Linked DNA regions of Homo sapiens: region 2 is linked to region 1. The links are chromatin loops, found by intact Hi-C in ENCODE. Cell type or tissue: dorsolateral prefrontal cortex. All regions are shown on one strand. Each heading gives the region's core, and the rest is flanking DNA. Links, peaks and the distances in the headings are about the cores only. Region 1 overlaps PLXNA4 (plexin A4). Region 2 has its middle 130 kb from the start of PODXL.

Region 1 (15,458 bases), core at 2,672-10,671:
ACCATCAGGCAATAGTCTCCAGCATGGCCAAGGCCTCCCAGACTGGCTGCACAGCTCTCCATCTCTATCATTGCTTTGCCTCACTCTGTACCCCATGGTTAATTCTGCAAAGCATCAGAAGTTTTTCTAATACTTTAAATCACTTTTGAAAACTGGATTTAGTCCAACCATTTAGCTTAGTATAAATGTATTCCCTTATGTCCCCAGTTACTATCCACACCTTGCTAGTATGTTGCACAGGTGGCCAGATGGCCTCTGAGCCACCTTGTCTCTATGATTCTCTTTCCCCAAATACCTAGACTTGCCACTCACAGCCTTACACCATACAAAGCTGCCTCTCCCATCCCCCAACTCCAGCTCCTCTCCTGACCCTGGAACACAAACCACTCCAGATGCAGAGCCACACGATTAATTAAAACCACCCCACGCTGATTAAAGTCTTAAGCTGCAGTGCCAGGCATGCTAATTAACTGAGTGAGGGAATTCAGACCACAGGAAGAGGTGAAAAAAGAAAGTAAGAGGGGCGGGGGAGGGACTTCTGTTTGGAGAACAAATCAGATGGTGACGTGACCTAAGCTGCCATAATGATAGATTGTCTCAGAGACCACAAAATATTGAGGTCTGTCCCCTGGCCACCAGACTCTAGCAAAGGTGTTGATTGATGTGGCTGCAACTTCACCTTCGCTGCTTCTAGAGATGGGAGCCCCATCACCTCTGGGGACCTCCATGTGTGCATAAACTGTGCTTGGGGAGAAGGATTGTGTGCAGGGTTAGGGTAGGGTCTGCACAACATTGTCTTGGGACATCGTCCTGGCTTTGTGCAAAAACCTATTAGGCAGTTTAGCAGTTCCTCAAAAAATTAAACAGAATTACTATACGATCTGGCAGTTTTGCTTCTGGGTACACCTGCAAAACAACCAAAAGCAGGATCTCAAAGAGACATTTGCACACTCAGGTTCATAGTGGAACTACTCACAATAGCCAAAAGATGGAAGCAACCCAAATATCCATCAACAGATGAATGGACAAACAATATGTGGTATATCCATACAATGGAATATTATTCAGCCTTAAAAAGGAAGGAAATTCTGACACATGCTACAACATGGATGAACCTCGAGGACATGATGCTAAGTGAAATAAGCCAGACATAAAAGGACAAATACTGCATGATTCTGCTTATGTGAGGTGCCTAGAGTAGTCAGATTCATAGTGACAGAAAGTAGTACGGTGGTTGCCAGGGACTAGGGAAGGGAGGAATAAGGAGTTACTCTTTAATGGGCAAAGACTTTCTGTTTGAGCAAATGAAAATGTTCAGAAGATGGAGGGTGGTGATGCTTGCACCACAATGTGAGTGTACTTACAAATGCACACTTAGAAATAATTAACACTGTGAATTTTTTTATGTGTATTTTACCACAATAAAAGAGTTGAAATAATCCTTTTGAGTGGACTTGACAAATTATTTCATCTTCGGCATGGCAGCATGGATATGAAAACACCTGTTCTCTGCTTAGCTCCTTGGGTCAAAGGGGAACGGCTTTTGCTGGTAGACTAATACAATCATCTTTATGAAATATTCTGATATCTTTCAGTCAAAAGATAGGTATCACTATTCTTTTCAACGTAATCTCAAATGGGTTTTGGATAAATGTCTCCTATCATGTATCATTACATAACTGGCTCTGTTGTTCTCAAGGTCTGGATACCTGTTTCCTGATTTGGAAAAATAATGCCATAGCCTTGTTCTTCCTGGAAATTTTCCTTACCTCTCACCCATTCCAAAAGGCCTAGACGAGGAGCTCTCAATTCAAATAACTCACAAGAGGTCAAATGGCCCCTGATTTTAGAAAATCCTCCTGCTGTTGCTCAAGCTCTCCTTTGGTATTTTTCATTCACAGTTATGGCCAGAAATCACTCATGTGCCCTTCCCCATTTACACTTCCTTTCCCCCTAGATCACCTTTCTGGGAATCTGGGTGGTTTTATCCTTTTGCCACCAAGGTAAGCTTCCTTAAATAATATAATGTAGTTTGGTCTGGTTTTAAATGATTGTAAATAGAATTATCATTTGCTGTTGTACATGCAATCATCATCATCATCATCATCATCATCATCATCATCATCCTCATCATCATCCTCATCACCATCTTCCTAACCTGTCCAGTTCCAAAGGCCACAAATTTACAAAACAATGGCCTAGCACAGCAAGGCAATGAATGACTGAAAAGAGAGCAAAGGGTCCCAAATCAGATTTTAAGTCATGGCCTTGGTCTTCATAAGTTTCTCCATCTGATGAGCTGAGCCCATTGCTTGGGGACCTGGGAGCCTGGGGGTCCTCCATGGCAGCTGGAGGAATTTTTACAGCTTCTGAGTCCTGGCCCCCATTGCCCAACTCCCACCTGGTTTCTCTGATATTTCGAAAGATGCTTTCCTCTGGCAATAGGGTCTCACTCTGCCTGTTGCTGCTCACATTCTGAAGGGTGCCTGCTGTTCTGCTGATTACATTCAGAAATGTTCCACAGATATAGCATGCAGTCTCTGTGTGTATCTCTAATTTGTTTAAGCATTTGACATTATGGTCAAAATGTGAGTTATTACTCCATTTCTACTCTTATAATTGGATGCTAATGCAACGATGGCTACACTGAGCCTGATGGTTGGAATTAATTTAAATGTCCAAAAGGTTTCTTAAGTACCCAATTTCCTTCAAAATTGTCAAAAAAGAAAGAAAAAAAGAGGCAAGATGACCCATTAAGAAACTCCAAGAGGCTGCTGGAGGAACTGTCAAGCTGTGCAGACGCTGCACTTGGTGCTGTACCTCATGCTGTCCTTCCTTGTCACTGTCCCCGAGCAGAGGAAGTAGAGTTGAGAAAAGTAAGTCCTTTTCTGGCAAATTCTTAGCTCAGTAATACACATGGGTCTTAGTGGCATGGTCTTGGGGAGCTCCTCAAAGCATCTCCACCCGCCTTCATCTCCTTTGGTCACCACTGGCTGCCTTTCCAAGCTTTATTTCTGCTGGCCAGGGACCACATAAAGGTTTTGTGGAGTCTCCCTGTGATGGCTCCAAGGCCCTCACTGCCAGGGCTGCAATTTGTGGTTGAGCAGTGGCTCAAGAAGCTGTGCTTATTTCAAGTCACTCCACATGCCTGGAACCCTGTCACTCCTATTCTCTTTGCTCAAAGGGGGCAGGTATTTCTGAACCTGGCTAACAGGTAAGAAAGGCAGATGCCAGAAGGCTGGTCCCAGGCTGTGGCAGATTGTATTATGAGTCCCAATTCTTCACTCCCTAAAAAGAAGACTTTTATGTCTCCACCCCTATGGCCTCATGGTGAATAGACAAGTGGTGTGTACTTCCCCACTTCTTGGCTTTGGGCATGGCCTCAGAACTCGATTGGCCAATGAATGGTAGGAAACACGAGGCAAATGAATGCTTCCGAAGTGCTTATGTGCTCATCTTTGCCTTCTGTGCTTCTGTCATTGCCATGAGAAGAGCTTCCCGAAATAGCTGTTTCCTCTTCAGCCTGGGCCCCAAATGAACCCACATGGAGAGAGACCTGAGCCCAAACCACAGCCAGGAGACAACCCTGGCTGATGCAGCAGCTTGAAGCAGAACTGCCCAGCTGAGTTGAGCTTAGGGAGCTGACATGCAATTGCTTTGCAGAGCCATGGGTGTGAGGATTCATGTCTATTGTATGCAAGTGAGTTTTGGGCTGGTTTGTTACAAAGCTTTATTGTGGCAATAGCTAGCTGATACACAGGTGCTGGACAGAAAGTTACACCAGGATGCAAAGGTCCCGTGAAAGGTAGAGGGGAGAGGTCAGTCAAATGGAGGAGGGGGAAGGTTGCAGTGTGGTAGCTTCTTACCACCCTGTGCTTCAAATAGGTCATGCAAACATTGATGGCGTATGTAACTTGTACAAGTTCAGAAATTATTGAAAGCCAGATCTAACGTGATAAATGGCCCTTCTCAGTACCTCCCACGCTGGCCATGCTCTTTTAATTCTATGGTCATAGATCTACAGATCTCAGGAAGGTCTAGCCCCTCAGCAAAGTACTAAAGAAGACTCTGGAAAGAGAATGCAGCCCTCCAGATGTGGTCAGCTGTCCAGAAGCAAAGATGTGCTTCAGACCCCTTGTACTGACCATCTGGCCACCCCAGTGTCAGAAAATGATTTTTTTTTTTCTACTTGGCAGCAGTAAAAACTCCTTGGGAATGATTTGCCTTGAGCTTTGCAATTCCTCCTGCTGGTGCTTGGGCCATGGGGCTAATCCAGCTGGGCCTCACTTGACGGCAGACAGAGGCACAGGGTCAAGGGCAGCAGCCTTGGCTACCACCACTGTCCCTACCTGCCTCTAGGCAGGACCTCTGGGGTCAAGGTTGATGATATTTAGAATAGCAAAGGCAACCGCCCCAGGGCATGAGGCTTGGGGAGCTGAGGTTCCAAGCTGTAATCTAATCTGTGTGTCTGGGTGACCTTGAACAAAATATTCCCATTTTTCATGCCTCACTGGATTCATTTTCAGATTAGGGGGATCCAGTCCTGCTCTGCCTTAAAGAATTGGTCACAAAATACTACCAATACAAATGATTTGGGAAGCTTCTTGTAAATGAAAAGTAGCAGATGTTGTGGAGGGCTGCAATTTGTTGCTATTAATAAGAATAAATGCCTAATAGGAAGCCAGTTTGCTCTGGGAACTCGGACAGCCAAGGAGCGAGTGCCGACGCCGGAATCATCAACATATGTTGGTCCTCATTAGCAAACGGCAGTAGCTGGGAAGCTGGGCAAGGAGCTCTCAGCGTGCTTTCTGCAGAGCGTCGAGAAATCACCCCATCCTCAGGCTTCCCAGTGTGGGCTGCGCTAAAATGGCACGTGATCGTTATTAGCCAGACCCCTTGCCAAGCGGGAGAGCGATCCCCTTCCCTGATGCACAGATGGAAAAGCCATAGCCCAGAGGGGCTGAGCAGCTTGCCCAAGGTCACGCAGCAGGGCGGTGGCAAAGGTGGAAATTGAAATGAAGTTGGGGGCTGGAGCCTGCCCTCGGGCCTGCCAGACACCACTGGCTCCCGGAACATAGTACAGGGGATTGAGAAACCTCTGGTCCCTCTGCTGAACACAGGTCCTGTGTTGAAAACTTCACAGCATTGCAGGCTACTTACTATACTGCCAGGAAGGTGTGGCTGAGTTCAGGGGCTGAGGAGCCCCACCTACGGGCAGATCACCAAGTAGCAGCCCTGAAGAGAGAATGACAATTGGTCTCAGCACAGCCTCCTCCTCCAGGAGGTTTTCTTACTCCTTCAAATGTGGTTAGGGAGAAAAATAGAGTTTGAAATAGTTTTATCTCAGGGACAAGTGAGAAGCAGAGATCTGAGAGAAAAACAGACCTGGGTTTGGATCCTGGATCTGCCACCACTGTGTGACTTGGACAACTTATTTAACTTCATCAAGCCTCTTTTTCCTCATCTAAGTACCCTGATGGGTTGTTTTGAAGAATAATTGGGATGACACATATGAATGTATTAGTGTTATGCTAATGGCAACTCTGTTGTTCCAGCCTCTGCCTCCGATAAAATGCCCCTGTGATGGGTGGTGCGAAGTCATCTCTCTTCACTCCACTATACCTAGTACTCAGCTCATGCGCAGTAAATGAGAAAAGTGAATGAATGCTTGCATGCACGCATAAATAAATAAGTGAATGAATGAATGTGGTTCCTATTACACTTGTACGTGTTCCAAGAATCCCCTGGAGATCATTTATTTGGCAACCTTGGCTCTACTCTAAAACCTATCATTTCTGGATTATTGCCACAGATTAATCTCTTAGTGTAAAGGTTAAATCCTCTCCTTTCTCTGAGCTCTCATGCTCACATTCACACACAGGCTCAGGAGGCCCGACTTCCTGACTTCCAGGGCTGCGGGGTTGCAATGTGTGAGATTCTCTAGCTAGGCAGATCCTATGCATTTGACAGAGGAGACTGCAGCCAGAGCAACCCCTCCAACATGGAGGCCCAAAGGAATGGGGGATGAGAGGAGTGTTCTGGCATTCACACAGTTAACAAGCTGAGAGGGACCTTGGAAACATTCTAGCTGCCAATCCTCTTATTTTTCAGATGAAGCTCAGTTGCTGCAGGGATTTGTCCAAGGCTACATGGCTACCAACACTCCTCATTTGATACCCAGTCCCTAGATACTGACTCCTGGCCAAAATGCTCATTCTTGACCCCATCTTAAGGTCAGGGCTGAAGCAGGGGCAGAGCCTCAGGGCCCCACATCCTGGAGAAAAATGAAAGTTTCCCTCCCCATCCCCAAGCCCAGCAGGTGGGAAGGGGCTGTTGTCCTGGGGATCAAAGTGCTGCTCCTGTTCCAGCCTTTTTTTTTTTTTTTTTGACTCTGTGTACATTGGGTATTTTATTAGAAACTTTCATGTTACTGCTACGTAAACACTGCTTCAAAATAATACATAAGTTAAAAACTTGTCAAGCAAGTTCTTCATCAGCTGTACTCCTAGAATTAAACACACATCACACACATACAAGTCACCAACCCCCACAAAATGTTTAATTTAACTGACCTTAAAATTTGGAGAAAAGTATCGGTTGGCTTATCTTTTAGCAAATGACACAGACAAAGACTATGGCCCCTTCTGAACTGGGACCGGGAACCTACTGTTGTGTGTTTCCCAAGCACAGCCTGCTCAATGGGAGCCTTTGTTTCTGCAGCCAAGAAGAAGGCGGGGAGGGGCTGGCACGGTGACACCTAACTCCTGGCCCAGGCAGCGGAGCCAAGCTAGTCCCCAGGCATATGCTGAGGCTCCCTAGCTGGCTGGCACTGGCTCCTTGTGGGAAGTGGCAGGGCAGGCTGGGCAGGCACTCCCTTCTCCATCTAGCACCTGACCCTTCTCTCTGACTTCCTTCTAGCAAGGGCTCTGCTGACCAGCGTTCCCAGCAATGCTCTGGCTGTTCAAACCACAAAAAAACAGTGTGTGTAAATGATACATTTTGTGAATGAGTGCACAGCAGCCCAAGGGGGTGTGCCCAGATGTGCATGTCTCAGCACAGGAGTAGCATTTGCACACACCTATGGGGGGCAGAAGTGTTCTGGACCACAGGAGACTGTGTGCAAATAAACACATCTTTCCTCGCAGGCAACCAAGGCTGGGTATGAGGCTTCTCTGGCTAGGAAACAAACATCTTTTTTCAAAAAGGGATTTGACTCTGGGAAAAGTTATGGTGCTCAAATGATTGGAAACTGATATTCCTGAAGGAGAACCTTCTAGGTTTATCAACATAGGGCCCCACTCTCAGAAGACCAGGTGCTGCTGGCTTAGAAAGGAGGCAGAGACGACAGATGACCCAAGGAATTCTAAATCATCTTCGTTTCACCCTATCTCCTGTCTCAAGGTACCCACCTAACTCTACTGAACTTATATGAGCTTCCATTGCAGGATCAGGGCCAAGCCTGCTGCTGGGGAAAGACAAAGAGGGCCCTCTGGTGTCTGGGTCATCCTGGACACAGGCAAAATGTATCTTCTTCAGTAAGAGATACAGCTTTGAGGGCATCTTCCAGTAATTCTTCAAATATGAAAGGACAATTGTTAAAATGACAGCATTCTAAAAGTTTTTTTTTTTTTTTTTTTTTTTTTTTTTTGAGATGGAGTCTCACTCTGTTGCCCAGGCTGGAGTGCAGTGGTGTGATTGTGGCTCACTGCAGCCTCTGCCTCCTGGGTTCAAGCGATTCTCCTGCCTCAGCCTACTGAGTAGCTGGGACTACAGGTGCACGCCACCACACCCAGCTAATTTTTGTATTTTTAATAGAGACAGGGTTTCACCAGGATGGTCTCAATCTTCTGACCTCGTGATCCACCTGCCTCAGCCTCCCAAAGTGCTGGGATTATAGGCGTGAGTCACCATGCCTGGCCTCTAAAAGGGTTTTATGCCTTATGCACTGTCGGTGAGTGTTTAGATTAGCACAACCATTTTGAGGAGTAATTTGGCAGTTATTACTAAAACCTAAAATGACCCAGAAAGTCTTCCTCTTGGAATCTTTCCTGCAGAAATACCAGCACCTAGACACCGGTGGTTGGCTGTGGATATTCACTGTGGCTTTGTATGTAGTAATGTCTGTTTGGAAACAACCTAAATATCCATCCACAGGGGGCTGGCTAAAAAAATCGTGGCACATCTACACTCTAAGATAATAGTCTGTATGTACTAAGATGGATGAATGTCTATGATTCATATTTGAGTTAAAAAAACAAATTTTATAAAAAGGGTATATTAAGACTCAATGTTTGTTTTCAAAAGACAACTGTGCAGCTGTGTATACATATATATGCAAACCTCGTGCAAAGAATAACTTCTAGAGAGAGAGTTACATATTTGCTAACAGTGGTTAACTTTGGAGAGTTTGAATTTTTCACAGACAGGGTATTATTGACTTGGGAAATTAAAATAATATTTTAAAGATGCTTTAACCTTTAGTCTTTTAAACTAAATTAACTGTGCAGCTCAAAATTTATTTTAGGGTGACAGCTTGAATTTTTCTTTTTTCTTTTTTTTTTTTTTTTTTTTTGAGATAGAGTCTCACTCTGTCACCCAGGCTGGAGTGCAGTGGCGCGATCTCAGCTCACTGCAACTTCTGCCTCCTAAGTTCAAGCAATTATCCCACCTCAGCCTCCTGAGTAGCTGAGACTACAGACACACACCACCATGCCAAGCTAATTTCTTTTTTGTACTTCTTTTTTGTAGAGATAGGAGTTCACCATGTTGGCCAAGCTGATCTTGAACTCCTGACCTCAAGGGATCTGACTGTCTTGACCTTCCACAGTGCTGGGATTACAGTCATGAGCCACCATGCCCAGCCCAACTTTTCTTTATACCCACAAGATTTCTAATATTCTGGAACTATGGAAAGGGCTCTTGTCTGCTTGGTCTCTCCCTCTTGGTTCACCTTCTGACCAGTAGCACCCTAGAAGTGAGCCCTGGGCCATGGGGGAGTTTTCTCCTTATAAAATTAACTATCCCATATTGGGTGGGAAAGTCATTGTTTGGCAATGCCTTATTCAGTGATGTCACCTGTCCGCCCAGAAGCTTCCTGCAGAAAACCCACACCAATTCCACCCAACATGGAGAAGACTCCATCTCTCCACAGAAATTACTGGGCAAGGACCAGGGCACCTCTGCCTACAGCCCCCATATGTGCAGACGCTATCACGCACTATGTGTGCATCAGTTTAGTTTCCATGTGGAGGAGTCATGGTGTGCTGGGACATCACTGGGCTGGGGGTCCTAGGACCTGGGCTGTAATCCTAGACCCGTTCCTTACTTCTGCAAGCCCTTAGCAATTGTCTTCATCTGTCTAGCTTTCAGTGTTCAACATAAATTGATCTCTATTGTCCTTTCAAGCCAGAAGATTCCATCATAACTAACTATCTTAAGGCTGGAAAAATCTCCAGGAGTGTCACTCCAGGATCTCCCTCAATTTTATTCTCATCTTGGTTACTTCATCTATCTGTATGATAGGGACCCTCAGCTCTGCCCTTTCCCTAGCTCTTGTGATCTCAAAAAAGTACAGTGATATCAATCTGAAATATACTTTGAATTCTAAGAAAGGAAATTGTCGCAACTTCTAATGATGAATTATGAAACCACTAGAGTTTACTGTGGCCATTTCTATCTATCATTAACATAAACAATTGTGAGGGTGAGTAAAGGGTTGTGTGCACATCCTTTCTGAGAGAATGGAGAGAGCACAGGCTTCTGAAGTCCTAGATTCAACTCCTGGCTCAGCCACTTATCAAAAATGTGTCTTTGAGCCTCGGTTTCCTCCTATGCATAAAGGGAGCAGTATTAGGTGACGATTAAATCCTGTTGTCAGTGCTCAGCAACGTCCCTTCTTGCCTTTCTCTGTGTGGGACTGGGAGGACAGTCAGGGGACCCAGCGGCGCTGTGCCAGCCTTCATGCTTTCTAGGCTGCAGACGTAATGCAGAGCTTCCCGCTTCCATCTGCCAGGAGCTGACCCCACCGGACTGTAGTAGTAGGCCAGTTGCTTTCCATTAGGAAGTTCGTTTTCAAGGGGTGAGTGGTGGTGGTGGTACGGATAATGCATCCATTTCACATTTTGCGCATCTGGGGAGTCTGATCTATATCCGACTAAGGCTCAGAATAGATTCCCCATTCCAAAATGAGAAATGGCTATTAGAGCTATATTTAGACTAGGGGTTCAGTGAGCTCAGAAATAATTGCTGGCCCTGGGGTGGAGATGGGGTAGGAGGAGGCTAATTCCAGGCTAATTTGGGCCCATTCTCAGGGGGGGTGGCCTGGGGGAAGGCCGGGAGTCTCAGCCACCCTATTTCTGTCCATTCAGGCCTCTGCTACAGCAACAGACAACCCCCAATACCAAAATGCCATTGCCTATGACAGACAAGCTCAGTAGATGGAGAACCTGGGAGAAGGATCTAAAAGTGTAGCAGCCCACAGGGAGGGGCAGCAGATAGGTGGAGGCTTTTAATAACTGAATGTTAGTCAGGAGTCTGTGGGTCACAGGGGACCTGGGACCTGCTGCTGCTGGGACCTGGGCTGTGCAGTCTGAGAGCTGATGCTTAGATCTTAACTCTGCCACTTAAGAGCTTGGTCAGGCGCACTCAACATTCTCAAGCCTCTGAAAGCTATGCAGATTAAATGACATAATACATGTAAAACACTCAACACAGTCCTAGACCATCCAAACCTAACACCCAGCATCTGTCCTTATAGGCACGACCACCATGGCCAACTCATCTTTTGGGTTTGCTTTTCCTGGGACAGACAACATTCACGTTAATGCAAAGTTCAATTTTAAAATTCAACTTTAAAGGTTTCCAGATGTGTCCCTGTGATTGCTGAATACTTCAGCCCTCAGTTACCATATATGTAAGTGCTGGAAAAGGAGTCAGAACTGAAGAGAACTTGTGATGGGATCTCACAGTCTTATTCCTAACCTGACCACTGACTCCACTGGGTGATGCCCTGTGATCCCCAGGCCTAAAGAACCCCTCCCTATCAATAGGGCTTTGGCCACACAGCACAGCCCCAGAACTTTCCAACCAGTTCCCTGTCTCTTTCTCTCCTCTCTTCAGCTATTCTGAGAGCTTTTGCTCTGCTCTTGAATTGCATAGGAAGGAAAAGAGGAAAACCCCAGCAAGTAAGTTTTATTGCCCCAGCACCTGGAAAAGTTAAGAAAAGACAGGGAACACTTCCAACTATCTGATGAAATGAGGTCAAGGTTATCTGTGTTCTTTATTTAATCAGGGTCTCCCCTGACCTCTGTGAACAAGCATAACCAAAAGCGTGCCCTGGGTCTGGGATAGGAAATCATGCTGGCTCCTAGCCAAGTACAAGAGGCCGTGCTGTGTGCCGGCATGTTGGGACATGAGTTGGCACGGCACGTCTGGAAGGCCAGGGTCAGGCAGTGAGGCCCAGCATGGTGGTATTTGGCACAGAATCCAGCAGCCCCTGCTGTGACAGGGACATGAGGATGCAGCCTCCAGACACAATTAAACATGGGGCATTTGCTGAGTTTGCAAACAAACCTGCAGGATACAGGGCTGAGGCAGCAGCAAGAAAACGGATGTGACAATTCAGGGCAGGTAGCATGCCATACGTGGAATTCATTTTCGAATGCTTTTCTCCTCCATTAAGCCTGCTTCGGATGTTGCTGGGAATATAGCTTAACCTGGACCAGGGTCTGGGGCAGAGTGGGGCTGGTTTGGGTTGTGTGCCTCCCCAGGCAAGTTCACCATGCCACCGTTTGCTGAGTTGTGGGCCACCCCTCAGGGATGCTCACAGTTTAAGGGGAGAATCAAGGCACTTACAAGGTGCTAAGGAGGAGGGAAAGGCAGGAATTTGGGGTCTAGGTTAATTGGCTCCAAACTTCACTGAGCAACAGAATCAACAGTAGATTCTGTTTTGCTGGATTTAAGATGCTGGTGCCTGGGCCAAGCTCTGAGCAGCAAAATCAAAATTCCCAGGAGCTGGGCATCTGTATTTTCTCAAGGCCCTGTACTCCTCCACTCATTCCCCAACCCATGACCCTGTTAATGGGCTGGGTTTGGGACAACTGGCCTTGACCATAGGGAGCAGAGGAGTTAGTGATTTGAGGATTATGCATTTTGCCCTGGAATCTGAGTGATACGGCAGGTGGAAGGCTATGGGGGCACAGGGACAGGGTGGGGGTGAGCATAGAGATAACACTGGACAGCTGTACATGGCTTCCCCATTCATAAGCAATTTCACAGCCATGGTTGCCTATGACCACATTCTGGTGAGGTAGCCAGCTCAGGGAGGACAGCCTCCAGTTTACAGATGAAGACACAGGTTGGGAGGGGTTAAGCGACTTGCTCAAGGTCACGCAGCCTGTGAATGGCAGTGCCAGGTCCCTAACACAAGGTGTCTGTGACCAACGGCTGCTCTATGACATGGCGCAGCCTCCTTTCTCCACTCCAGTCCCCTCTCTTGCAGGGGCCAGGTGGCTGTAACTCTCTCGTGATGAGCTGCAGCTGCCTAATTGGTTGCAGAGGCAAGTTGTCCCAAACATCATGGACAATGATGAAGGCAGAGTTGGCTTGGAGAATTTCCATTCAAATATATCTTATAATCACTCTTTGGCCAACATGTTTCCCTCACAAGGTCTGTCTCCTTCTACATGACACACATCTCCAAATAAGGCTCTCTATCATCTGGGGCCTGGCAAGATTCTAGACAATCGCTCAGTGTGGTGGTGCAATGTCACCCTGGCCAAACCCAGCAGGGGCTGGTATGTCTGACTTCATGAGACTTTACCAATTATGGAATTGTTTCACTGGATCCAGGGGCTGCAGACTTCAGGGCTGGCCATATCCTGAGGCAACTGCTGCCTGGAGCTTGGTAGGGAATCTACATCCTGTCTTGGGGCCAAGGGTATGGTCTGGGGACACAGAGCAGCAGGAGCCCACAGGTGGGCCAATTCTTTAGGACAACCTGACCTTCACAGGGCTCCCAGGCTGCTAGAACTGAGTGGGCCATTAGTTCTGACACAGATGCTCAGTTGTGGCCCTGTAGATTTGAAGGGAAGGCCGTGGGCTGGTTTACTAGGCCATGTTTTCCGAGGCGTCTTTCCAGCTATGCTGAAGAATCAGTCTGACCTTGCAGAATGTCTGTAGATGGAGGAATTGGAAGGGTCCCTCTCAGCTTTCTGTGCCATTCACCCTGGTCCAGCCAAGGGAGAATCCAGCAAAATCATTGACATGCAAAGGCATCTTTGGCTAGCATGGGCCTTAATAAAGCCAGCTCTCTGAGATGGAGGGTGTAGCTGGAAAAGGGTCATTGAAGGCAGAAAAGTTGGACAGAAAGCTCCACCCCGTAGGGCCCATCTAATCTCTGCAAGACTCCTGGCCTGGAAGGCCACCCTGGTCTGCCCTCATGTCGGGTCACTGAGACTCAGCAAAGCCTGGAGAGGGTCTCCCCACCCCTGGTGCTTCTCTGGCCAATGCTTCTTCAAGGAGTGAAGGGAATCTGAAAACAGTGCAGACCAAATAGCTGCTGTGTCGACGAAAGGCGGCCGGGGGCTGAGCAAAGGGTGGCATTGGTGACACCACAGGGTATGAAAGGTTAGCTTTGCATGCCTCAGCTCCCTATTAGATTTTCCCTTTTCTTCTTCCTGCTTTCATTCTTTATCAGAAATTGCCTAGTGGGCTCTCTCTCACTCATACTTCAGCACGAATGGGCTGGCGTCAGGCCGTTGCTGGCAGTGGCTGCTGCAGGCTTGTTTTTGGGAGCAGAGTCAAGGAGCAGAAGTGAAAGTCCTGTGTTCTCAATGACTCCAGGAGCAGGAGACCCTGCCTGACCATAGCCCCTGCCTTTGGGGCTGGCCTTTTCTCTTTTCTCACCACTCTCCTCCTTCCTGTCCCCTGTGATCAGTGACCCTGTGACACTCATGTGCACAATTCTGTAGGAGCTATGCTTAGACCTTTTGTGATGCTTGGAGAAACCACCCACACCCATCCAGACCCCAGATCCAGGAAAACACCTGGGAAGAAGACAAAAATAACTATGAAAGCGTAGGTTGGCTGCACTAACCTAATTCTAGGACCAAAGAATCCCAGAGTTGGGTAAAAACTTAGTTGCCTAATCCAAACTTTTATTGGATATAACCACTCAATGCAGATATTTATGCTATGTGTTTGCCAGTTACATCCAATTTGAAGAAAAATAATAAGAATAACATCATTAAATATAATCAGACATGACTTATGAAAGGGTTTGATGCAACATTAAACTGTGTTTACTGGTACTGTTGCCCTAATTTATTGCTTGTGTGCCACGGTAATCTAATCATAATTACAAAAACAAATAGCTAGGAGCATTCTTTACATCTCTTGGTGACTTAGCTTCTAAAGAGGTCCCTCCTCCATCCCTAGCAGACAGTATTGAGCCACTTCAGGGTTTAGAGTTCTTAGGATACCCTAAATGAATAGCACAGAAAGCTTGGATGGACCCTCCATCTACAGAGAGTCTGCAGGCTCAGACTTATTTCTCAGTACAGCTGGGAATATCACTCAGAGATCATGGCTTAGAAAACCAGCCCATCTAGCTGGGTGTGGTGGCACGCACCTGTAATCCCAGCTACTTGGGAGGCTGAGGCAGGATAATCACTTGAACCCAGGAGACAGAGGTTGCAGTGAGCCAAGATGGTGTCACTGCACTCCAGCCTGGGCAACAAGAGCAAAACTCCAACTCAAAAAAAAAAAAAAAAAAAAAAAAAAAAAAAAAAAAAGAAAAAAGGAAAAAAGAAAAGCAAAAGAAAACCAGCCCATGGTATTCCCTTCAAACCTCCAGGGCTCGGTACCTGTGGGATAAGGTGTGCATTCCCAAGGCCCTCCAGCCAGACTGGACTCACTGAAGCCTTTGTGCATCTTGGTTCTTCTATAGTGAGGGGCGGTCCATCCACTACCCACCAAATGAGACCTGCACACAGATGTTTATAGCAATGTTATTCATAATTGCCAACACTTGGAAGCGAACAAGGTGCCCTTCAGTAGGCGATGGATAAATAAATGGTGTGGTACATCCAGACAATGGAATATTATTCAGTTCTAAGAAGGAATGAGCTATCAAGCCATGAGGAGATATGGAGGAACCTAAAATGCATATTATTAAATGAAAGAAGCCAATCTGAAAAGCCTACATTGTGTGATTCCAACTATATGACCTGGAAAAGGCAAAAACTATGGAGACACTAGAAAGACCTGTGGTTCAATGAGATATAATCTCATACCTGTCAGAAAGGCTATTATTAAAAAGACAAAAAATAACAGATGGAGAGGTTGTGGAGGAAAAAGGACACTGATGCACTATCGGTGGGAGTGTAAATTAGTTCAGCCCCTGTGGAAACCAGTTTGGAGAGTTCTCAAAGAACTTAAAACAGAACTGCCATTCAACC
Region 2 (15,458 bases), core at 2,895-10,894, 560 kb before region 1:
GCTTTAGATGCCATCTGAACACTTAGTAGTTTTTCCTGTTCACTCTGTAAACTTCCATTAAACCCATAATTCAGAGATTATGATACAAGTCTGCTGCAAACCCAGTCTCTTATCCCATCCTATAATTTTGCAATTGACAGTTTGCACACTGATTCTGGGACTTCACATTTACCTCTGTGAAATTTCATCTTGATGACTCAAGTCCATGTTTCAGCTTGCTAAAGTGATTTTGGATCTTGATTCTGCTTATTAAGGAGGGTGATGCATCATAAGATACGGTGAACTGGATGGTTTAGCAGAAAAAGCAGTGAATGGTGTTGCAGACTTGCCCAAGCCAATTAGGTCATTCAGTATTTTAGGTTCTTTTTGTTTGGTATCAGTCCTTTATATTATTTAGAGATGGGTGAGGAATGTAGATTTGTTTTTGTTTGTTTTTGCCTACTACAGTTTGTATCTCATGGTATGTTCCAGTGTAGGTAAATCTTAGAATGAATTCTGTTAGAAGCACAAAAGTTTATTAGCAAACAGGCACAAAAAAGGTCATGAAGAGGCTGGGCACGGTGGCTCACGCCTGTAATCTCAGCACTTTGGGAGGCCGAGGTGGACGGATCACGAGGTCAGGAGATCGAGACCATCCTGGCTAACATGGTGAAACCCCATCTCTACTAAAAAATGCAAAAAATTAGCCAGGCGTGGTGGTGGGCACCTGTAGTCCCAGCTACTCAGGAGGCTGAGGCAGAAGAATGACGTGAACCCGGGAGGCGGAGCTTGCAGTGAGTTGAGATCGCGCCACTGCACTCCAGCCTGGGCGACAGAGTGAGAGTCCGCCTCAAAAAAAAAAAAAAAAAAAAAAAAAAGGTCATGAAGCTCACTCATGTAAGCTCCATGATGTCCCAGGTCCCTGACTCGGGTTCTCTCAGGAGCACTTTGCATACCCTGGTAGATGAAGAAGTGCTTGAGCAGAAGGTTCAGTTAACTTTCTAGTTGGGATCAGCTGACAACCCTCCATAATCGCCAAATGGGGAAGACCTGGGTTGCTATCCCAAAGGGCATAAGTAACTGGGTTCAGCAGATTCTTACGCCCCCCACATACATGGGTGAGAACGCCTATGAAATACATTTATGCCACCCATGCATCTTGAACTGCATTCATTTCAGCAATAAAAATGTTTTCTAACATCCATTATACTAATTAACAAAAGCTGTCATGTCAATCAGAAATCTAGTTGGTTGGAATGCTTGTAAGCAGCTACCTCTTGGGTATGGGGTTTTCATGAAAGCATTTCAGATGCTAACTACCTGCCCCGGGAGTATGTATTCCCCATTAAGGAACTTCAAATGTTACATAACTTCCCCTAGGCTGTACATGTATAACTGTGATATATGTTTATATGTATTACCACCTATGCTGAAGTGTTTTGAGATAAGTTATAACAATGTAGCAGATTGGGAGTCTGGGGCCTGGGTTTTCTTCCCAACTATTGTTTCTAACTGGCTCTGTATGGCACATCGTAGTCCTATGATGATCACTACAGTCACACAGAGAGGTCCCTTCTGGTGCCCACTCGTGCAGCAGGACTCAGTACACATTCCACAATCTCACATGGTATGTTAAGGAATAAAGTTCTTTTAGGGATGGGGGCATGGGTAAAGAAAACTTACAAGGCTGAGTCAGCAGACCCCTCTCTCCCCATCCCTTATCCCCAGAGAGGCCTGCCTGGGCCAGGTGCTCTGCTGGGTGTGCAAAATGGCCTTGCATCCCAATGGGAGGACTTTACCCTCTGGGGTCTGGCTCCTATGTGGCAAGGGTGGGTCAAACTGATGGCAGGGGAGGGAATCCTCACTGCCGGGGTGCTGGGCTGTCTGGCTTTCAGTGCCAGTTGTAAAGAGAGTTGTCTGGGGACACCAGCTGCTCAGTGCCTGGAGACCTGGGGCTGTGGGAAGTTTCAGCTCCTCTGCAGACGGGTAGGTGAAGGTCGGGGAGGAAACCCACTGGTTCCATATGAGAAGTTTCAGCTCCTCTGCAGAGGGTTAGGTGAAGGTCGGGGAGGAAACTCACTGGTTTCATAAGTTTCAGCTCCTCTGCAGAACGGTAGGTGAAGGTTGGGGAGGAAACCCACCAGTTCCATGAGAAGTTGGGCTTGGGAAGCTCAGTGGCCAGGAAATCCAGAGTGAGGTCTCAGGGTCCTGTCCAGGCAATCTTGCCCCTGTTCCTTGCATCACAGTTCATGCTCCTTCCTGGGCCTCAGTCCTCTCATCTTTCATTTTTTCATATTATTTTTTAGAGACAGGGTCTCACTCTGTCACCCAGACTGGAGTGCTGTGATGTGGTCATGGCTGACTGCAGCCTTGAACTCCTGGGCTCAAGCAATCCTCCTGCCTCAGCCTCCCAAGCAGCTAGGGCTACAGGTACGTGCCACCAAGCTCAGCTAATTATTTATTTTATTTCATTTTTGTAGAGATGGGGTCTTGCTATGATGCTCAGTCTAGTTTCAAACTCCTGGCCTCAAGCGATCCTCTCTCCTCAAGCCTCCCAAAGTGCTAGGATTATAGGCTTGATCCACCATGCCTGATCCCTCTCATCTTTTAGAATAAAGAAATTGTGTTTTGGTCTCTCTCAGTCTCCATACTAAAAAGGAATAGAGTCCTCTTTCTCCACATTTAACAAAAACAAGTACACAGACATTTGATAGAAATGGTACATGTCAGCTGGGTGCGGTGTCTCACGCCTGTAATCCCAGCACTTTGGGAGGCTGAGGTGGGTGGATCACGAGGTCAGGAGTTCAAGACCAGCCTGGCCAAAATGGTGAAACCCGACTCTACTAAATATACAAAAATTAGCCGGGCGTGGTGGCGGGCGCCTGTAATCCCAGCTACTCAGGAGGCTGAGGCAGGAGAATCGCTTCAACCCGGGAGGCTGAGGTTGCGGTGAGCCGATATTGTGCCACTGCACTCCAGCCTGGGTGACAGAGTGAGACTCTGTCTCAAAAAAAAAAAAAAAAAAAAGAAATGGTGCCTGGCAGATGTATAAAACCTGTATCAAAATATTGAGAAACTTCCCTTCATGTTTTCTTGCACAAATGAGTACAATCATGTAAATTGTAATCTCCTGCTACTAATGATGAAGAGTGATTTGAATGTGGAAAGAGACTTGAAGAAATGAGTGACAAAGGCTTCGCACTGCTGCCGTGACTCAGTGAGCATTTGCAGGACGATAACGTTTCTATCATTTTCTGAACTCATTAAAAAAGGCATGCAGAGCTTTTGTGTTCAAAGAATTCTGTCTTTTTCCTCCCTAAAGCCATTGCATTTGTTTCAAATCTACGTGTGACTACATTTGGAGATAAGTAGCCTTTTTCAGACCTTCTTGATTTCAAAACACAGATTTGGTCTGCACGTTCTCATGATAAGACAGAGAAGGAGACCATGGAAATATTTTGCCTGTCTGTAATTGGCAGGGCTGGGTGAGGATCAGAAGAGCTATAGATTCTCTTTGGAAGGTTTTGTCTGGCGCATCGATTAGGTTACCATGCCGTTGAATAATTATGATGGCATCATTTGTCCTGTATTTGGCAAACATTGCACACGGAGCAATCTGACAATGTACAACGGTCTAGACCATCTCTATAAAAGTCTCTGCAATTGTCTTCTTTATACACATGGCTCATTTAAGAGGCAGATAACTTACTTCTAAAGTACAGATCTTTCCCCTTTCAAAATCTTTGGGAAATTTCAAGTTTTCTTTCCTTGCACCTAGCAAATGTCCCACGTATAACAGGCAGTCAATAAATACCTGTTGTGGCTGATGATGATGGGGAGTGAAATTGAGGAAGCCTTTCATGTGTTTAGAATGCAGTAGATTGGTGCCAGGGGTTACCAGAAACATCGATGATTACTGCTGCAGCCCCATCTCCCTGTGCCGACTTACTGAGCCTTTGAATGAACGGTATAAAGGTATCATTTTGCTGCATTAGGAGGAAAAGGTATATGGAGATTTGACATGTGTGGTGTTTCATAACTTCCTCTCCATAAAATAATGACATTTGTCTTCTTTCATCTAAGCCTGCATCATTTCTGAAATGGAGACCTAAATTTAAGGTATGGAAGATTTCAAGTTAAACATCCTTGGGAAAGCATGCTTCATGGTTTTCTGCCCAAATGGGGAGTAAGATTATGGAAACCTATTACCTTTTGATAATGGCAGTTCTGAATCAGAGTGGGGGGAGGGCAGCTGAAGAAAGTTACCTGACATTACTTCTAGAGGCTTCATTTCTCCACACTGACTGGTTTGCTTTTGTTTCATCTAAGTGTTGCCACTCAGATGGGTGGAGACTGCCGAGGGGGAATGGTGACAGGGAGCCAGGAGGTGGTTTCCAGGCACAGGGATAAAGGAAAATCCTGGCTAATGGCATTTCCTGGGTGCCCATCATGTGCCAGGCAGGATGCTAGACATTGAGATCCAAAGGTGAATATGGTCACTTAGGCACTGTGGTGCACTGCTGTGGTCTCAGCTACTCGGGGGCTGAGGTGGGAGGATGGCTGGAACCCAGGAAATGGAGCTACAGAGAGCTGTAATTGTGCCACCACTCTCCAGCTTGGGTGACAGAGTGAGATCTGGTCTCTTATTTTTTTGAGACAGAGTCTTGGTCTGTCACTCAGGTTGGAGTGCAGTGGTGCAATCTCTGCTCACTGCAACCTCTGCCTCCCAGGTTCAAGCGATTCTCCTGCCTCAGCCTTCCGAGTAGCTGGGACTACAGTTGTGCATCACCTCCCTCGGCTAATTTTTGTTTTAGCAGAGATGGGGTTTTATCACGTTGGCCAGGCTGGTCTTGAACTCCTGACCTCAAGTGATCCACCTGCCTCAGCCTCCCAAAGTGCTGGGATTACAGGCATGAGCTACTGTGCCTAGCCTAGACCCAGTCTCTTAAAAAAAAAAGAGAAGGTATCTGCCCTCCAGAAGTTCCTGGTGGGATCCATGCTGAGTCAGAAGGGAGCACAGAGATTGAGGACCTAGCTCAGCTCAAAGCAGTCAGGGAAGCTTCCAGTGGGGAGGTGCTGTTTGCAGAGTCTATAAAAGACCCTGAAGTGGCCAGGCTGGGTGGTGCAGGGCTGGGGGTGGTGTCCAGCAAAGAGAAGCACATGTGAGGGGCAGAGGCAGGAGAGGTCTTGGTCAAGTGATTTTTTGAACCCAGGGAAAGGAGAGGTCTTGAAGAAGGGGAGATGCACACAGGAGAAAGTGAGATCTAGAAGTGAAATGGCAAAGAAGAGGATGGCCTGTCTCAAATACCTCCATTCTGCTGTCAACTTCATGCCTTGCCGGTCCTCCTTCCCCACCGCCCACATTCAACCACATGCCAAATCCTATCGGAGTTGTCTCCACAGCATCTGAGGATCTCCCGCCCCTGCCCCTTCCCTTCCATTGCCTCTGACTTTGCTGTCTGGCTGAGACCCCTGTGATAGCTTTTATGTTAGCTAGAATTCAGGTTCAGCTGCCGTGACAGAGACCCAAATAAGGGCGTACACGTGAGAGAAGTAGATTTCTCTTTCACAAGTAATGCCTGATGATAAGCAGTCCCAGGACAGTGTGACAGCCCCGTGACATCTTCCGTGTGGTGGCTCTGCTGTTCCTGCAGCATGCCCTTGATTACATGAGCCGGCACCCCTTGCCACCTCGCCCACAACCCAGCCAGCAGGAAGAGGTGCAAGAGCCATTCTCCTTCCTTTCAAAGCGTCACCTGGAAGCTGTTTATGTAGGTTCTACTCATGTGCCCCTAACCATATGGCCACATCTACCAGTGAGGAAGGCTAGGAAATACAGTTTGTATTTAGGGTAAACAAGTACTAAGATAAAAACCAAAGGTTTTTTTTTAGAATAAGGAGGGAAGGGCCGGGCACGGTGGCTCACACCTGTAATCCCAGCACTTTGGGAGGCCAAGGCGGGCAGATCATGAGATCAGGAGATCAAGACCATCCTGGCTAATGCAGTGAAACCCCGTCTCTACTAAAAATACAAAAAATCCGCCGGGCATGGTGGTGCATGCCTGCAGTCCCAGCTACTCAGGAGGCTGAGGCAGGAGAATAGCTTGAACCTGGGATATGGAGGTTGCAGTGAGCAGAGATCATGCCACTGCACCCCAGCCTGGGCGACAGAGCGAGACTCCATCTCAAAAAAAAAAAAAAAAAAAGGGAAGGGTGAGAGTGAGGGCCATGCGGTCACCCACCCCTCGTCTTGCCCTCCTCATCCGCCCTCTGTGTGGCTCTGAGAGTGCAGGTCCCATGCTCACATGGCGCTGTCTCAGCCTGCCTGGAAACACTCTCTATTCCTGAGTGGGCTGCCACTTCCAGCCTCCACACGTTTGCTCACGCTCTGCCTTCTGCTAGGGAAGCAACAGAATGGTGCCTTGAATGTGGCACCAGGTTCAAGTCACTTGCTAGCGATGAGACCCGGGGCTGTCTGCCCTAATGCTCTGACGCTCTATTATCTTTCAAAAGCAGGATAATATCAGCTTTAACTTCAGCATTAGGGCGAGGTGAGAATAGTGTAGGTAAAGGCGTGCTCAGTAGTGGTGGTTGTCACAGCCAGCATCCCCTCTGCTCCGTGCCGGGGAGCCTGCTCCCCCATCGGCCTAGGATTCAGGTCACTTTCCCCATGAATCCTCTCCCTGGGGCTCCCAGGCCCTGCTGTCCTCAGACGCTCTTCCTGGTTCAGCACCCAGCACGTTCTGCTCGGGTACCTCTTGCTGTGTCTGCCTTCCCTGGTAGACTGATTTGCAGCCTGTTCACCTCTGTTATTCTCTTTGCTCCTAGGACAATGTCTACTAAAGAGCAGAGCTGCTTGGTTAATGCCAGTTAAATTGAAGTCGGTTGAACCAAGGCCAGCAAGCAAATCCAGCAAGCCCAAGGAAGCAGAGGCTCAGAAACAGGCTGCCCAGAGCCTTGAAGCTGGTGGCCACAGCTGGGCATTTAGGGCCAGGTCAGCCTCTTACCTACGATCAGAGCCTTCAGTGGGGGAGGAGACCAGACTGGCAGGCAGGCAGCAGGGATGAGATCCAGGCAAGGAGACCCAGGGAGAAGGGGTCATGGTGCAGGGGAGGCCCAGTAGCATCAGGGGCAGGGCACCAGTTACGCAGAAGGAGCTGGACGCTAGGCCAGAAGGTCCCCGAATGCTGGGGTCAGAAAGGAGGTGGTCTTGATTTGTAGGAGGAGATAAGGGGAATGGGAGTGAGGGAGCAGAGAGCAACCTCCACCTTCAGTATGGCCCTGGAGGTGCAGGGCCCAGATACAGGATCCTGTGGGAAGAGGAACAGAGATTGAAGAGGCTCTGGAAGGAAAGGTGATTCCATTTGGGTTATGCAGGATGCACTGCTGGGATCTGTCCACCAGAGGGCAGGAGAGACCAACACATGAGGCAGGGATGGCCTCAGCCACAGAGCTGCAGGGGTTATTGGCTTCCCCTGGGGGACTGGGTGGACAGGAAGGTGTGGAGAGAATTGGATAGGGCGAGCCTAGGCCAGAATCTTCTTCTTCTCCTCAAGAAAGCCTCTTTAGACGGACATGTCCAGCCCCTGGGGTATACAGAGTGTGGCAGGAGTTGTCGGTGGGGGGGGGGGTGGGTTACTCTTGCAGACGGTGGCTTTTGAAGGTGGTCCTGGGCAGCCCCAGCGAGGACCTCAGTTCTGAGCTCTGGTTCAGGCCGCCTGACTTCTCCACTTTGCTTCAGCCTTCAGAAACGGGTTATCTGTCCCCTCCGCCTGGTTGGGGCTGCTCTTCGGAGGGGACTTTTGGTTTGTGTGAGAAACTACTGTGGGTGGAAGTCCGCACCCTCAGAGCTGAGGACTCCAGCCAGTAGTCGTGTCTCTGTCTTGAGGATCCAACCCACTCCTCCGATGGCCGAAGGACCAGCCTTGCCGCTTAGCCGCGGGCAGGAGGGTGGAAGCGTGTGGAGCGAAGTCTGCGGGTCAGGCTCAGGCTGGGCCACCGCTCATCTCTCTGGGACTCAGTTTCTTCTTCTGTGCAATGCAGCTCTGAAACCAGCTCTCACCCTGGAACCTGAGATGAGGTCACTGAGTCAAAGTTCACGACACAGTAACACGACACAGAAATGCGACTTTTGGTTGCCCGTTGTCCCTTTCAGCCATGATGGGGGACAAGGACAGGGTCTTACTCATCTCTCTTTCCCCATGGGATCCAGCACTGTCTTGGCACATGGAGGGAGGGTGGTCCCTGAATGAATGAGGGAGTGAGCAGGGAAGAAGGCCACGAGGCTCAAAGCTGCCCAGGCCAGACCTGAACACAGCGGGTAAAGACCCCAGAGCTCTCTGTGAGGTGATGCCTCCTGCAGGAAGCATTCCCTGTACCCGAATTAGCCTATTTCTGAGCTGCCTTAGCCCCTCTGGCCCTAGGGCAGCAGGGAGGGGCGAAGGATGGCAGTACTTGGTCAGGTGTGAGAGGGCTGGGGTGGACTGTCCACGGTGCAGTGGGGCCGGGGGTGGTGGTAGGAGCTGGGCTGGATTTTCCCCTCTGGCGGCCCCCTTTTCTAGCTGGTGGAAGTGTTTGATTGGAGCCCCTGCTTGGGTACACATTTTATTTCTGGAGAGACTGCTTCATGGCTCACAAGGGTCTTAGATTCCTTAACTTGTCTTTCTTGTTCCTTGAGAACAGACACGTGTGGGGGCGTTCACAGGCTCCGACAAGTCCCATTTCCGCACTAATAAATATTCCGCCTCTCCTCTCTCAACATTAAAAAAAATTTCAGAGGAAGAACAAGTCTTCCATTTGTCACCGGCTCCTCGGTCCGGAGCAGAGGATGCATTTTGCTATCGCTTGTGGCGACTTGGAGACAGGGATGAGGAATGGGTTTGTTTCCTCCAATCAGTTTACTCGTGCTTGGAAGGGCCATTTGTGCCCTTGACCCTGGTGTGGCCATAGCCTTGGGGAAGGGCAGGACAGGAGGAGGGGAGCTCTGGGCAATGGTTAGGGCAGAGGCAGTAGGAGATCAGACAAGAACAGGGAGAATCTGGGAGATGCCAGATAGAAGTTTGGGGAAGCTGACTTGAGATGATCTGTCCCTAGGGAGGACGAGGGTTCCATCATCAAAAGAAGGAGTCCAACTCCAGCCTGTTGCACACCCAGGGTGTGTGGCTTTTTCTTTTTTTTTTTTTGAGATGGAATCTCACTCTGTCACCCAGGCTGCAGTGCAGTGGTGTGATCTTGGCTTACTGCAACCTCTACCTCCTGGGTTCAAGCGATTCTCCTGCTTCAGCCTCCAGAGTAGCTGGGATTACAGGCATCCACCACCATGCCCGGCTAATTTTTGTATTTTTATTAGAGACGGGGTTTCGCCATGTTGGCCAGGCTGCTCTGGAACTCCTGACTTCAGGTGATCCACCTGCATTGGCCTCCCCGTGAGCCACTGTGCCCGGCTGTGGCTGCTTTTATCTATGGACCTTGGCTCTTCCCGGACACTTGGAAAGCAACAGGAGCACAAGGTTAAATGATCAACCATCCGAACTCCAGCCTTGCTGTGGGGGCTAGCCCAGCATCTCAGCATCCTAGGGGCTGTCTAGCTGCTACGCTGGGGCGGGACCTCTGTGCTCTACAATACTTACGTTTTCTCAGACCTCTGCTTATCTCTACTTAATGTGCCTTCCAGTCTGTTATGGAGAATACAGACCACTGTTAGACCCAGCCTCTCCCCGCCCACACCTGCCTGTCACCAGGCAACAGGTTGGGTCTGGCTCTGGGGGTAGAGGAAGTTTTTGTCAGAACAAATTCTCATGCTCTGGGGCCACCACAGGGGCCCAGAAACACTTGTTCAATATCACACATCAGAGCAGAGGCAGACATTATGCTGGGTGCAGCCCAGCACCTGGTTGTGCCACTGTAGTTGAGGGATACCAGCTCCTTGGGCTTCCATGATCTCACTGGAAAAACAGAAGGAACCCTACCTGCCCTGCCCCTGCCTTTCAGGGTCGTCTGGAAGAGCTGTGATGTTCAGTGAACATGAACGTGCTCTGTAACCTGGGAAGGGCAGTGCAGATGGCAGGGGCGTGTATACACTTACTCTTCAGGCTGGCTTGCGAGCTCCCATCTCTCACCCTCCTCCCCCTGCTCTCCTTTTCTGTGCTGCCCGTTCCCTCTCTGCAAACTGGGAGTTATTCTGGCCGCAGCCAGTTCCACGTCCCCACTGAGGGCCGCACCCCTGAATGTTCCCTGTTGTAAAGCTGTGTGGAGGAAGGGAGGAGGCCTTTCTGCGTATTCTGTCTTGTCATCAGCCCGCGGTGTTCCAGAAGCTGCCAGCAGGGGGCAGTAGCACCGCATCCCTGGGACCCTCCCGGCGCTTCCCGGCCACGGCCCTGGGCTCCGATGAGGCCACCTCTGTGAGTGGGTGTGTGCCTGCCGGTCGCAGGTCGAGAATGTCTTAATGACTTGTGCCGCGTGTGCGCGCTCGATGAGCAGAGGGCCTGATGCGGCAGGGCCACCGTGGGGGCCAGGCCTGGAAACACGTGCTGATTTCCTTTGGGCAGCAGGGGTTGAGAGGGGGAGTTGTCCTGGTGACGCTAATGGGGAGGCCAAGGTGGCCTTCAGGGGCTGCTTGTGTAACACACGGTGGGGGGGACCGTGGGTGTGGCTCAGATGAACGCAGAGGATGGGATGGATTCCACTGGCCAGGTCCTCTAGGGTATCCTGCTGAGCCCGGGTAGTAACAATGACAAGGGCACACCCACCCAGCGGGCCTTGAGGCAGGCTCTCAGCCTCCACCCAGGCCCCTCTTGACCTTGCATGGACCAGAGGGGCTGTCCTCTGTGCCCCCACCATTGTCTCTTCAGCCCCCTCCGACCGCACTCAAACTCCTGACATGAACCCCGGCTCCCAGCTGCTCTAGCTTTTGGAAGCCCCTGCACTGGGCTCAGCCATTTCCCCTTTCTGGATTCCTGGGCCCCTCAGGACATGGCTGTCAGCGCCACTGAATTGAGACTGGAGGCAGGTGCCAGGTTCCACTCATAGTGATGGGTCCTGCCACTCAGCATCTGGCAGCATTGCAGGATGATGTTGCAGGACGGTGCCTGCAACCACAAAGGGCTTGGCCCAGGGTCTCTAGGGACTTGCAACCCCTTGAGGAAAGATCAACTCACCTGCATCTAGAGTTTCTGTTATTGTTTTTTGCCTAGAGGGAGTTTTTGAGGGGGGGCCTCAAGGTGGGGTGGAGCCCCTCAGCACCATTGTCCTCTCTGCCATCTGAAACAATGGCCAGCCCTGTCCTGTGCCTTGGAGGTCACCCTGCTTTCCTGGGTGATGCAGGGCCTCTCTCGCAAGCTCCCTCTCCCCAGAAAGCAGGGATTGAACACAGTATTTGCTCGCACCTGAGAAGTACTCCATGCTGCAGAAGATCCTGTGGTGAGGATGTCAGGGTTCTGTTCTCTGCACTCCTGAGCTTTCCAGGCGTACTGTTATTTAATTATTCATTCTGCAGTGTTCATTCATTCACTCACTGGTTTATCACACATTATCGAGCCTCTACTACATACCAGGTGTGTATTCTCTCTCCCTCAGTTAGGGAGGGGGTGTTTCTGGGCTCTAGGAATAGTCTCACTCCTCCCTCCCATTTTATTATTTATTTATTATGTTTGGAGATGGAGTTTCACTCTGTCACCCAGGCTGGAGTGCCATCTCGGCTCACCCCAACCTCTGCCTTCCAGGTTCAAGTGATTCTCCTGCCTCAGCCTCCCGAGTAGCAGGTATTACAGGTGCCCACCACAATGCCTGGCTAATATTTTTTTGTATTTTTAGTTAGAGACGGGGTTTCACCATGTTGGCCAGGCTGGTCTTGAACCTCCTGACTTCAGGTAATCTGCCCGCCTTGGCCTCCCAAAATGCTGGGATTACAGGTGTGAGCCACCGCACCCAGCCCCTCCTCCCTCCTAAAGAGAACCATTGGTGGGTCCACATGTGGGGACAGACAGGGGAGAGTACGATGGAGCCAGAGGACAGAGGACCAGCACTGGGGGCCGAGTGGGGCATGTGGCAAAGCAGAACTGACTGGGAGCAGAGCTGTGGCAGAGCTGGGGAAGAAGAGGGCAGAGCTGGACAGAGGGCGGGACAGATTGGGGGAAGAGACAAGGTGGATGGGGCAGGCCAGATCCAGGAGAAGGGATGGGACAGATCCAGAGAGGGAAAGAGACAGAAACAGACGAGGGGCACATCTTGGGGAAGAGGCAGTGGGAAAAACCAGAAAGATGGGTCAGGGGAATGGTACTGAGAAGAGAGGTGGAGGGAGGACAAGGCAGTTCTTGAGTTCGGGTCTGGAAGTGTTAGCCTTGGATTGGGTCCCCAGGGACCTCAACGTCACAGCGGCAGCTGCATGGCTGGCCCAAGTGCCTGCAGTGGATGGTGGGAGGAGGCCCACATGTCTGTGTGCACCTGACCTGTCTATGTGCCTGGGAGGGGGACCATGTGCTCTTCTAGGCTCTGGGAATAAAGTAATCCCCCCAAAGAAGTCCCTGCCTGCAGGGGGCTCCCACTTGAGGGGACAGAGCCAGCTTAAAGCAGGATGAGTAGAGGATGGTGAGAAATTACCCTCCATCTTCCTGCTCCAAGCTAGGGCCTCTCCAGTGCCGCCAGCCTGTTCCTTGCAACCTGAGCACATCCTACCCTTGTTATCCTAAGCTGGGCATTTCAGCCTTGCCTTTGAGCTTTAAAACATACTTGTGGCCGGGTGTGGTGGCTCACGCCTGTAATCCCAGCACTTTGGGAGGCCAAGGCAGGTGAATCATGAGGTCAGGAGTCCGAGACCAGCCTGGCCAACATGGTGAAACCCTGTCTCTACTAAAAATACAAAAAAAATTAGCCAGACATGGTGGTGGGCACCTGTAATCCCAGCTACTCGGGAGACGGAGGCAGGAGAATTGCTTGAACCTGGGAGGATCTCGCCACTGGACTCCAGCCCTAGTAACAGTGGGAGACTCTGTCTCAAAAAAACAAACAAAACAAAACAACAACAAAAACAACGATAACAACAAAAAAACCCATACTTATTCTGTGTCCCTTTCCTGAGCGTTCTCCCGATTGGTAAGAGCTCATTGAAGGAGTTACAGTGTTAGAGACTGCTAATGATTCCTTTCCAGGAAAAAGCCTTCCAGGTAGCATTTATCCTCTGGTAGGAACCACAAATGGTTTTGTGCAAAGTAATAAGTAAAACAGAAATGTGGAGCAGCCAGGCAGGTTCACAGGAGAAGATAATGCAGGAAATTTTGACTCATGTTGCAGCAAACCAACTACACAGATGGCAGTACTTTCTGCTTAAAGACCAGCTTGTCCTCATCTATGCACCTGGGTCGATTTTTTTAGCACCTCCAAGGAAATATGCAGGGAAATGGCTCCACTTTTCTCTCAGTAGTTCTGACATTCCTTGTAGCCACACAGATTCCTCTGATGCCGAATTCAAGCCCCCCACCCTCAACCCCAACCAGGTCAGAGTGGTGTCCCCTTCCATTCTGGTGGAGATGGACAGCAGCTGGGCCCCTTTTTTTTTATTTTGAAAAGGTTGTTTTTAAGTCTCTTTCAACTCTTTCCTCTTCAAGTCCAAAGAAAATCTGGTTCCTTTAACCTTTCCTCAAGCATTCTGCTTTTCAATCCCTAGTCATTCTTGCAATTTCTATTCCCTAAATCTTTTCCAGTTCTTGCTTCTCAAGTGAAACCTTAAACTGGACACATTAAGAGCTTGTGACTTTAATGGAATGATTTCTTCTTGGCTTCCATATTTTTTCTTAGAAAATATTCCAACATGGGCCAGGTGCGGTGGCTCACACCTGTAATCCTAGCACTTTGGAAGGCTGAGGCAGGCAGATCACAAGGTCAGGAGATCGAGGCCATCCTGGCTAACATGGTGAAGCCCCATCTCTACTAAAAATACAAAAAAATAGCCAGGCATGGTGGCACGTGCCTGTAGTCCCAGCTACTTGGGAGGCTGAGGCAGGAGAATCGCTTGAACCCGGGAGGTGGAGGTTGCAGTGAACCAAGATTGTGCCACTGCACTCCAGCCTGCGCAACAGAGTGAGACTCCATCTCCAAAAAAAAAAAAAATTAAAAAAATTGCAACATAATAATGATAAGAAAATGAATGTTTTCATTTTTTTTTCTTCTGTGTCAGGCTCTGTTTTGGGGGTTTCTCTTATGTATCTTAACTTAATCTTCATAACAACAAACTTATGAGGAAGGCACGATTACTCCATTTTACAGGTGAGAAAAATTAGGGACGTTAAGAGACGTTAAGTAATTTGCCCAAAATCACACAGCTGGTTAATGTAAAAGCTAGGGAGAGGTGGTGGAAGTGTGCTACAGAGCTCTAAGCTGATTTCTGCAAGGATGGAAATTTGTCTTAAGCTGAATTTTCTTATCTTAGTAATTTATGCAAATATTGTACATTGTGCTTTATGCAAAATCTGCATTTGTTTTAATCTAAGAATAACATTTTTTATTTCTGTGAACGTTGGGATAGAACTGATGCTTTGGGGAGACGTATCACATCTGCACTGTGGATTTAAGACCCCCGGGTGCACTGGCATACACCCCTGGGCTTCAAACACCCAGCAGAAAAAACTGCTCTATGATAGCTGAGCCTGGGTTCCAGGCTCACCACATGACTGAATGGCTCTGTTTGCATCTTCCCTTCTCCTTAAGTATCGGTTCCTTATCTCCAAAGAGGGACGTGATTTATTTCTTAGAGTTGTTGAAGACGATGTGAAATATAGACATGAAAATGACCTGCAAAGTGCAAAAGCATGACATTTTTGGTTAACATTTACATTTTGACATCAGGAGGCCATTTGAACCACATTTGCGCTTACTATGATTTACTGTGTTCCCAGATTTATTTTACTGCATTCGATACATTTATTTTACCTAGAGTTTCTGTTTAGCTCAATCTCAATTTCCCAGAGTCCAATGGAAGTCCATGTTTTCCCAGCTTGATTTCTCTGCCTGATTAATAGAATTTCTCCTAAAGTGAGGAGGGTGGGAAAGGGTGGCTTCAGCGCAAGAGTTGTCCCTGCTCATGAGAGCAAAAGTGAGCTGGGGCCACAGCAGCCCGTGAAGGTGATACTTTCACAGGACACTCACTCTAGCTGAACATCAACATCTTTTAAGTACCCAAATAAAAGGTGGGGTGCAGGGATACACTTACAGAAATGAGAGATTCCAAGTGATGCCACAGCTGATGGAGATTTCTGCAGTCCTTCTCTGAGCCAGGGACTGTTCTAGGGCTTGAGAGATACTAGTCAACAAAGCGGACAAAGATCGCTGCCCTTGGTGAGCTTAGATTCTAGTGTATGTTTACACCAGATGTTTACATAAGTAAATGTATGAATAAGGAAATTAAAGAATACATTGGGAAGAGGAAGTGATTTGGAAAAAAGAGCAGAGCAGAATAAGGGACATTAGGAATAGTGAGGTGGTGATGG

Evidence for each region. Hi-C counts contacts between places; a loop is a spot of excess contacts. Peaks named below come from ENCODE experiments on the same cell type or tissue, not always from the same donor. Only the 100,000 strongest peaks of a DNase experiment are listed, where the experiment ranks them.
Region 2: a loop joins it to region 1, with 5 times the contacts of the local background. A loop is called at or near these places in 12 of 110 quality-filtered maps.

Annotation. Positions count from the first base shown.
Region 1 is chr7:132,244,682-132,260,139 of GRCh38, forward strand. All of the region lies in intron 4 of PLXNA4 (plexin A4), which reads right to left. Among named protein-coding and RNA genes, the nearest start is that of PLXNA4-AS2, 8.4 kb to the right of the region's middle. RefSeq lists enhancers at 6,267-6,784, 6,785-7,300. In dorsolateral prefrontal cortex, for the core only: a CTCF peak has its summit at 7,507 (motif pointing left); DNase peaks (open chromatin) are centred at 6,740 and 7,480; H3K4me3 peaks cover 691 bases; H3K27ac peaks cover 813 bases.
Region 2 is chr7:131,681,927-131,697,384 of GRCh38, forward strand. No RefSeq gene overlaps it. Among named protein-coding and RNA genes, the nearest start is that of PODXL, 130 kb to the left of the region's middle. RefSeq lists a silencer at 7,354-7,403. In dorsolateral prefrontal cortex, for the core only: CTCF peaks have their summits at 7,381 (motif pointing right), 10,294 (motif pointing right) and 10,493; DNase peaks (open chromatin) are centred at 7,405 and 10,295; H3K4me3 peaks cover 610 bases; H3K27me3 peaks cover 1,350 bases.